2 separate regions of the Homo sapiens genome follow, and region 1 is linked to region 2. Evidence: chromatin contacts called from ENCODE Hi-C or POLR2A ChIA-PET data. All regions are on one chromosome and are shown on one strand. The core of a region is the stretch at or near the end of the contact, and the rest is flanking DNA. Distances in the headings are between cores, read along the strand shown.

Region 1 (4,763 bases), core at 1,677-4,176, 50 kb before region 2:
GGATAGAAATGGGGAGCTGCAGCAAACAAGGATCAGAAGGGTAAGGAGAGAAGATTCCTGAGCCCATCTTAAGAAGGACTATTGAAAAATACAATCGGTGGACTCAGGAGAGAGCGAGTTCCTTGCTACTGCAAATGCAAAAGCAGAAACTGGCCTCTAAGGCCCCTATTGATTTTGAGATTCTAGAAGGTGTAAGTCAAGATGTAGAAAAGAGGATGGCCCAGCTGTCAGGGCAGCAGAGCTGTAACTATGATGTTTTTGTTTCCCGGGTGCCTCAAGACCTACTAGCCCCTGAGGCTCAGGAAGTGGTTGGTTCAGCTTTATTCTTAGTTGGAATTTTTTGCCGTAAGTCAAAGACCCAAGTGGAAGGATGGAAGGATGGAAGGATGGAAGGATGGAAGGATGGAAGGATGGAAGGATGTGGGAGATGACACTGTAGGAAGTCGCAGAGGAACTCAGAGTGTGACTTGGGAGGTTTCCTCAGCCCTGAACCCCATGGTCTTGACTGAGTGGCAATGATTGCCACAGAAATTTTACCCCGGTTGGCTCAGTTCCCCCAGAATAGCAAATACACAGCCAAGCCTTGCCAGTGTTTGATCTATTCCCTAATTTTAACAAATACCTCAAGTGACACATAATGCTAAGGACCACTGGGGGAAGGAGAAGTCGAGAGCTATGCTGGCCTCAGCTCTTAATCTCAATTCCAGAAGCATTTACATTGGCTCCCAGCCCCATCTCATTTAAGGGGCTTGACCCAAACAAAACCTCAAACCAAAACCTTTCATTATTTCAGTTCTCAAAAGCAAAAACAAAAACAGAAAAAAAGAGGAAGGAAGGGTTGCAGACTAATTTCTTTCACAAAGACCCAATTAAATCCCATTTCTGAAGTTGCTCCAAATTTAATTCCAGGAGAGAGGCACTATCACTTGTGACTGATGTCTAAGTGCCATTTCATAGACCCAAAGAGATCCACAAGTTCATACTCAGATCACGGGAAACCATAAGATCCTCTTTCAACCATTTCCCACACTGTACACGCCAATGCACCTATTTGTAGGTGGGGGTGGTAATCTGAAATCCCCTCTCCCAGACTCCCAACATCCCAAACTTCTCACCCAGTGTAACCTTGGTTAAGGAGCATGGATAGCCCCAGTTGCATCCAAGCTTAACCAAATGCAGCTAAAGTGAACGTAACTCATAAAATGCAGGTGCTCTGACTGATTAGAGAGCACTGATGAGTCATCGGAATTAGACTTAAAAACTGACAAAATAGTGTAACTGTGGGGATTCTGGAAGTTTCCAATGGCTACCCCTTCACCCAGAAACTATCACTACAGGTTCACGGACCTTTGAATTTTACTATGAGGTATTCTTTCTCTAAAGCCAAATGTAGTTTGTTGAAAATTAAATATAGCCTTATTTCCCATAAGTATACCCAAATATGAATAATTTTAGCAGCTATATTGCAAGAGTAAGTTTTCATTGAAAATAAAGAAAAGCCTAAACAACTTTTATTGTCACAACAGAGTGACTAGTTTCGTAGGAGACCAACATTTTGCCTAGAGGATCCCTACGGGTCATCTTCGATGTACAAATATTGCCTCAAAAGCAAACCTCGTCTAATGGTAACCCCATCCCTTTCCTAGCCCTTTAATTAGAAAGACTCCAGAAAGGCAGAAATGTAGAGTGTTGGTAATTCCCACTGATTCTCCCTAAGCATTAGGCATACCCAGCCTCAGATGTGATGACAGCTTACCAACAGGAAGGTGACTGGTGGTTGTCATGGAGATCTGAGCCCGGCAGAAAGTTTTGCTGTCCAACAAATCTGTGGCCATGAAAAGATAAAGGACATTTAGAGCACCCCCTCCCCCCACCTCACAATAGAACACTGTGGCTCTTAGACAAACTGAATAAGAATGTAAAGGGCCTTAAGTGTCAGGGAGTTAGTTACCTACTGTGCTACCATAGTTGGTGTCATATAAATAGTTCTCGTCTTTCCAGGTGTTCATGATGGAAGGCTCTACAAAAAATAGAGAAGGAGAATAGTCAGCGATCTCTTTTCCCCAGGGAGAAGAGGCTGCGTTTTCTAATTCATTGTTCATCAACAAAGTATGGGGGGTGAGGAGTGGTCCTCAGAGACAAGGGATATGATTCTGCTTCAGCTGCGTTACTTTATAATAATGTTGTCTAATTTTCCTTTCAGCATCCTCGGGGAAATGGCCTCATCCATGTGTTCTGTACCTATTGCATTTTTAGGGAAGTGAGAGAAGTTGCAAGAATGGGAACCTGTCCTAGACCAAGTGGTTCCTGGGAATTTTCCTAACCTGGCTTGGCTTTGTTCTGCATTCTACTGCATAATCACCAGAATATTTTTACCCTAGAGTGTGGTGGGGGGGAAGGCCTTGTTAGGGATTAATTTATTTAAATGTATAATAAATAATTAATGAGGCCTTGGGGGGTTAATGATATTTCTTTCAGGAAGAGTCTTGTCAATCTTATCACAGTTTCTTCCTTGCTGAAATCCAGAGATTTGTCATCCAAGTTGGGTGACAGCCCCCTCCCTCTAGGATTTTTCCAATTAGCTTAAAGGATGACATAAAATTCTCAAAACAAAACCAAGGAGAAGGGGTGGACTGTGTTACTAAATCAAACAAACACCTTTTAAGAGTGAAGCCCCACTGCCCCATCGCAGAAAAGAAGTGCTCTTGTACTCTGTCTCTCTTTCTCTTTCTTCTGTGTGCTGCGGTAAACACCTCTCACTTTGACTGACTCTTCAGATTTCAGATTCAAAGGGAACTCCCCTCCACCTACCCCAAATGGAGCTCAACTCCTACGCAACCCCCAGATCTGGGCTGGTCTCCAACAGAAGCATTTTGTTTCTTGGCTAGCCAAAAGCTGTAAGATCTCTCACCTCGTCCTCACCAGAAACTTCCTGCTTTCTCCTCACCGCAGACCTAGGTTACCCTCAGCTCCCCTCCTTGCTGGGTTCTGAGTTTTAGGGCCGGGGTGTAAGCCACTGACTGAGTTTCATTTTGTTTTTATAGCACAAATGATACAAAACCTGACTTACTGGCTAAGTCCTCGTGTTTACGACATAGGGATTTAGCCGGTATTTTAGCTAATAGCTACATGTTTGGACACCCCAAGCCCAATCTCTTGGGGTTACACCCTCTCTCCTTGTTGGGTCACCTTGTACACCTGTTGTTGTCTCTGAAAACAAACTGAACCAAAGAGGTATGGGGGTGTTGGCCCCTCTATGAGCTTCTTCTCCCCTCCTCCTAGGGTGGACCTTCTTCTCCACCCTTCCACTCAGCTTTTCTGAACTGGCAACACAAGAATGTCTGGATGGTCAAGAAGGAATTATCAAGTTATTTGGGACCTCTCCAGTATTACCCTGGCTCCTTCGGTGGGGCTATCTGACAGGTCAAGCAGGGGAGGGGGTGCCATCCTCCTGACCAAGTCCTGCATCCATCTCTAGGGCAAGGCCAGGCCTGTAAAGCACAGAACATCCAGATGGCCCATCCCCTGGCCTCTGAAGAGAAAGGCAGGGCTAGCAAAGCCTAATTTGCATGCTTAGCAGCTATTGCTTTTTTCTTTAATAATGGTAGGCCAGCCCACTTATGAAAGGGTAAATAACTGCATGGGCCAATTTTGGCCCCAAGTGACTCACAAATCACCTGCAGGTCAAATTCTGTCCTTGGTGACTGGGACACATCCTCAGGGAGGTCTATGGAAAGCTTGGTTGGCCCACGTGGCTCCCAGGCTCCCAGGCATGAACATGGGGAGTGACTTAGGAGCAATAGTTGCTGCACAGTTTTATGATGGCTCATGGACTTTGGAGGACAGTCTCCAGGAGAGAGATTTAGGACAGGGGAAAGGAAACGAAAATGAATGTAGATGCTATGGGACTGTAGACTCTGCTCAGAGCCCAGCATTTTGTCCTTCATATAAAAACACACCTAAGGCAGGAGCTGGGTTGCAGGTACCTTTGTACATCTCTGCAGAAGCTCCCCAGGGCCCCTAAAAATTTGTTAACTACAATACCAAGTTAGTATATTCACCCTTTTTGTGAAACACACACCCATCAAGGGAGGAGGGAGAGAAGAGGAGACATTGCCCCTTCCTCTTCTCTTTCCAAACTTGGCCACTCCCCTGACACTTTTTAAGGTGGGGAGGCCCACCATATATTCTGCTTTTCCTTGGCTGCTGGCCTGAGGTCTGGATGATGCCACAACCAGGAGTAGGAGGCAGAGAAGTGTGGCTCCCCATAAGTCTATAAATTGGAAATAGGTGGCAGTCACTGGTCGCAAGGGCAAGAATGAGATTCATGGTGGGGGTGGCCCATCAGAGACAGCCAGGGAAAAGGCCTCCCTGTGTTTCCTGCAAAAACTTGCCCCCACATTCTCTCTTGCCCTCTCCCAACTGTCCTCCCCGGAGCTTTGCCAGGCTAGGTTGGCTCCCTTTGTCCACTACTACTCACCAGTTTGTTCAGTCTTGACAATGACATTGTGTGTGGACTGGAACAGGTCACTACTGCACTGGCCTGTGAAGGACAGATTGGGATAGTCAGAGAGGGCCCAGATGGAGCCAGAACTGGATGCTTAAATAAGGACAGAACTGGCATCTTTGCAGAGCTTCTGCCATCCTACTGCCTGGTCACCTATGTTTGTTTATGGGAGGTGGTTTCTCTGTCAGCCTCTACAAACTCAAGCCTGCAGTCTCTGACCCCAGAAAATTGGGAATCTAAGGCACTACCTTAGAAG
Region 2 (4,756 bases), core at 1,628-4,127:
CCTGGATTCAAATCCTGGGCCCACCACAAGGAAGTGACCGAGTGGCCTCAGGTTAGCTGCTTAACAACCCTGTGCCTCAGTTGCCCCAGCTATAAAATGGGGGTATCAATGGCACCCACTCATCATCAGGTTGTTTGAAGGATTCCATAATCTAATGTGAGCAAAATGCTCTATGCACTGGCTTGGAGTAAAAGCGAAAAAAATACCAGCCATAGTTAATGTGGATTGGTTTTATCTTGGTAACCAAAGGAGACTCAAAGTGGTTTGCAGGGAAGACAAGAGGAGAAGGGGACAGAGAAAAGTGAGAGGGAAGGCAAGCTGAAATAATTTTTGATGTTCAGATCTTATTTGCCCCTTTCCCTTTAACAAGTGAGGCTCTAAGGCCAGAGGCCAGGATTCTAGGTCATTCCTCACCCCTTTCCCCACCTTGTGATCTAGAGATCCCACACTGGATAGGTGGCCAAAGTTGCTGAGTGACACACAGATGTGGGGCAGACATTCGCCAAGAGAAATCATCTGAGTGGACCATTGAGAAGGGCAAGCGAGGACCCCTGTGTAATGTTAGTATTAAGGGAGCTTGGGAAGGCCCTACTCTTCCCTGACACACAGCAGATAATCCCGTCTCCCCTCCACTAGCATACTTCTTTTCTTCATTTGGAAATGGAGGGCTCTTTCCTTGTGGTGGATGATCGGTTCACTCACTCATTTACTGGTTCCCTCATTCAGCAGATCCCCACTGATTGCCTGCTGGGCACCTCATCCTGTTCACATAGAATATGCTGCTGGGGCCGGACATCTCTGGCTTGCCTCCCGGTTTTACCGATTAGGAACCTGGGACCCAAGAAGGTGAAATGACTCAGCCACAGTCTCGCAGCCGGCAGGTGGTAGCACTGGATTTAGATCCAAGTGTCCTGACTTGCACTCCACACACTGCCTGCATGAAGGGCATGGCCAAGTTCTATAAGGAAATTTGTCTCTTCACCTCCATCATTCACCTGGCACAATGTCTGGAGCTCGCTAATTGTTGGCAGGTGGAATGAATAGTTTGAAAGCTAAATCTGAGAATGATTGTGAAACTAACACAAGAACAGAAAACCAAACACCGCATTCTCACTCATAAGTGGGAGTTGAACAATGAGAACACATGGACACAGGGAGGGGAATATCACACACCGGGGCCTGTTGATGGGTGCAGCAAGCCACCATGGCACATATATACCTATGTAACAAACCTGCATGTTCTGCGCATGTACCCCAGAACTCAAAGTATAATAAAAAAAAAAAAAAAGAAAATTAAATCTGTACTGAGCACAGAGCCATATAATGTGAAAAGGGCAGTGTTTCTCTAACTGTAATGTGTACACCAATCACCTGAGATCTTGTTAAAATCATGGTGCTAATTTGGGGAGTTTGGGGTCAGCTGGGGATTCTATAGTCCTAGCAAGCTTCCAGGTGTGGCTGACATTGCCAGTACCAGACCAGAACCTGAACAATGGACAGCACACTTTGAAGCCAGAGCGCCCAGATTCGAAGTCCAAATTTGCTACTTATCGGCCGTGCAGCCTTGAGCCAGTTATTTAAACTGACTGTGCCTTGGTTTTCTTGCCTGTAAAAAGAAGGGTGGTGATGATAATGGAGTACCTGCTTTACAGGGCCATTGGGAGATTCAAGTCAGGTAATAAGTGTTAAGCACTTTGTCTAGTGTCACTTGCGCATACAAGGCACTCAGAGGGCAGAAGGTGGAAGGAGAGCCTTCCTTGAAGTAAGGCAGCCTTCTTGCTTTCTGCCCCAGACCCCACCCCAGAAAAGTCAACGTATTCTTCTCCGGGATACAGCTAGTCTTGATCCAAACCATCAGACCACCCTTGAACAGCTCCTGAAAACAAAAAGGATGAGCTCACTCTAGCCAAAATAATCATCAGATCAGCCCAGAATGTGACCCCAGCCCCAGCTGTTGCACAGCTACGTGAGCCCAGCAGATGAAAATGTTCCAGCAGGCAGATGTGGCAGGGTGCTGCTTTACAGAGTTGAAGTTCCAGCTGGCAGTCGTTTAGATTTGTTTCCCCTAAAAGCCTCTTTCCTTGAGCACACTGACAGCAGAGACCCTGTCTGATTTATCTTGGATCTCTGCACCCTGCACAGAGCTGGCATAGTAAATGGGCCAAGCTGAATTCCAGGCCCAGACCTTAGAGATAAGGGAAGGGCTCCTTGAAAACTGCTCCTGTTTGTCTTCAGGGCTGAGGCATGGCTGAAGGAAAGGGCCCTAGGAGGAAAGGGGCAGCGGCTGCCACTGGACCTCAGCCTGGGATACTGCAGCCCCTTAGAGACTGTATGTCAGCTCTCTCCAGTGAACAAACTCAGTTTGATCGCCAGTTTCTCTGCGCGGGCCAGGTTCTGGCGTGTGCAGGCAGGGAAGCACTAACCTCTGGGTTGGGCATTTTCTCAATTGTTTCATTCTCTCTCTCTTATCTCCAGCTAGTTAGTGATTAACTGCTCTTTGAAAGTTTCCCAGCCTCCCCCGAGCTCCCCAAGAGCACAGGTGGCCACTGGGTTGGAGCAGAAGAACCTGACTGAGGGCCCAGTTCTCTTTGCAGGACAGGGAGGACCCAGAGGCACAGCCACTGGGTCATGGGCCCAGTGGGGTAAGGCCAAGAGGTTTGGCGCTGTGCTGCCTGCCAGGGGTTACTGGGAGGGCATCAGAGAGGCATGTCTGCAGGCGCCGGTTCCTTGGAAGTCTGTGGGTGAGTGGGTGGGGGTGGAGAGGGACAGAGGATACAACCAGGATCTGGGAGAGAGAGAGAAGCTTGACATTATCTCCCCACCACCAGGGGCTTTCTGTACAAACCCTCACCCGGGGCAGCTTTCATCAGATAACACCTACACTTACAGACAGCCCCCATACGTTGGAGCAACCACCTCCCACAGCTTTTTCTAGTAAGCCCCACCCCAGCTGAACCACAAAGGAGACCAGGTAGAAGAAGCAGCTGACTTGGTCAAGGAAGCACCATCCAGAACCTTCCAGGAGTCGCTGAACCCTTTCCTTTCAGAGTGTGGGCCTCTCCTTCATCTTTTCCTTTCTTTAACCCTGGGATTTTTTATTAGAGGTTTATAATTCCACAGAGGGACTTTCAGGGAGACCTGTAAACCTCTAAAAAATACAAACAATATGCAATATATGTTTTGGCTGAGTGTAGAAGCCCATCCTAGAAAAATGTACTTAGATATGTATTGGATTTTCAGCCCCTGCCCGCCTTCCTGTCTTGCTGCCTCTTCTGTGGGTTGCTCCCTCTCCTTCCTGGAAGCCCCTCTCTCTTCTGCCTGCCCTGTCACTGACCTAGGCTCTTGGCTGGCTCAGGGGAGAAGCAAATAAAAGAATGATAGTGGTCGGGGTTGGACAAGTGACAGTGGAAAGGAGGGATCATATTTGGAAACTGCTCTCCCCCTGTGGTCGCTTCAAGACAGGAGCAGGAAAAACCCGGGCAGGAGGCTTGATTAGAAACTAACCCCAGATGAACTCTCTGTCTGGTATTTCCGGTAGGGGGTAATGACACTTGCTTTTGTGGCTGGTTTGTGAAAAAGAATGGGTCTCCTCATAAAGGAGAAGAAAGAGATAATCTTATGAGTACTAGCCCTGGGAATTCAAAGACAGATGATGGGGAGGTGGGGCAGGAAGAGATTAATTTCAGAAGAATTATGACTATGGCTTCTCGACCTCTTGGCTAAGATCGAGTGCAGAAGAAGTATGACTGATGCATTAGTAAAGGCAACCAGAAGAGGACTGGGCAGCGTGCTCTGTTTGTTTTTGATGGCACCATATTGGCTAAAGGCTTTCTATCCTTTTGTGCCTTCGCCAGGTTTGTTAGAATGGCTTCCAGCGGCAACTACCAATAACTCCTAGGGGACCACCTCAAGACTGAAGGTGAGGCAAAGACTGTGGACTATGAAGCACCTCTTTGTAGCCCAAGTTGCAAGAGGAGCCTAGCAAAGGAAATCAGATGGCAGCAACGCAGAAGAAGCACATGGACGAATCCTCAGAACCCATAGTAGAAGAAACATTTGGGTTGGGTGGATTACCCTGACTTTCAGATATGATCTTCCCCTTCCAGAGGTTGAACAGGACCTTTCTAAAAATTTCCCATCTGCAACTTCAGTTGGCAAAGTGCCTTTGTTTCTTCCAGGGCTGAGTGGCCATTTTTACACCAGTAAAATTCAGAAAAAACAGATGTTTATACAACTGATTTCTTTTTCATTCAAGTGAAAATTACTTTATGTAGGTGAATCCCAGAGTGAAAGAAATACATATTCTTACAACTCAAATTCACTGCTAAAAAAAAGAAAGCACAGAAGGAAGTCAATAAAAAATGAGCATCATTAAACACATAAAAAGATGCTCAATCGGCCAGGTGCAGTGGCTCGTGCCTGTAATCCCAGCACTTTGGGAGCCGAGGCAGGCAGATCACTTGAGGTCAGGAGTTTGAGACCAGCCTGACCAACATGGTGAAACCCTGTCTTTACTAAAAATACAAAACTTAGCCAGGCATGGTGGTGCATGCCTGTAATCCCATCTACTTGGGAGGCTGAAGCAGGAGAATCACTTGAACCCGGGAGGCGGAGGTTGCAGTGAGCCAAGATAGCACCATTGCACTCCAGCCTGGGCAACAAGAGCAAAACTCCATCTCAAAAAAAAAAAAAAAAAAAAAAAAAAATGACACTCAACCTCACTGATCATCAGAAACACTAACACATGAGAAGCCAC

What was found. A loop is a pair of places that touch in the nucleus more often than their neighbours do. ChIA-PET counts read pairs that join two places held with the same protein, here RNA polymerase II (POLR2A). Pooled maps may share reads with other maps.
Region 1: a loop to region 2 is called in a map of heart right ventricle, with 4 times the contacts of the local background. The contact joins two enhancer-like sites. A Hi-C loop is called at or near these places in 25 of 168 maps with a recorded cell type or tissue (B cell, CD14-positive monocyte, Caco-2 and 19 more), 29 of 37 single-sample maps with no recorded cell type and 28 of 50 pooled maps. POLR2A ChIA-PET finds 5 or more read pairs at or near these places in 11 of 52 experiments (A549, AG04450, Caco-2 and 7 more).

What each region holds. Positions count from the first base shown.
Region 1 is chr11:34,648,799-34,653,561 of GRCh38, reverse strand. It overlaps EHF (ETS homologous factor), which reads right to left. Exons shown (of 9, transcript NM_012153.6): 4 at 4,481-4,543; 5 at 1,952-2,020; 6 at 1,757-1,825. Among named protein-coding and RNA genes, the nearest start is that of EHF, 30 kb to the right of the region's middle. RefSeq lists an enhancer at 2,669-2,918. Within about 2 kb of position 2,926, at least 10 of the 41 ENCODE cell types and tissues checked have a DNase peak (open chromatin) inside an H3K27ac peak, as active enhancers do; they include PC-9, where a contact is called at or near this core.
Region 2 is chr11:34,598,577-34,603,332 of GRCh38, reverse strand. No RefSeq gene overlaps it. Among named protein-coding and RNA genes, the nearest start is that of EHF, 20 kb to the left of the region's middle. RefSeq lists an enhancer at 3,005-4,204. Within about 2 kb of position 2,877, at least 15 of the 41 ENCODE cell types and tissues checked have a DNase peak (open chromatin) inside an H3K27ac peak, as active enhancers do; they include PC-9, where a contact is called at or near this core.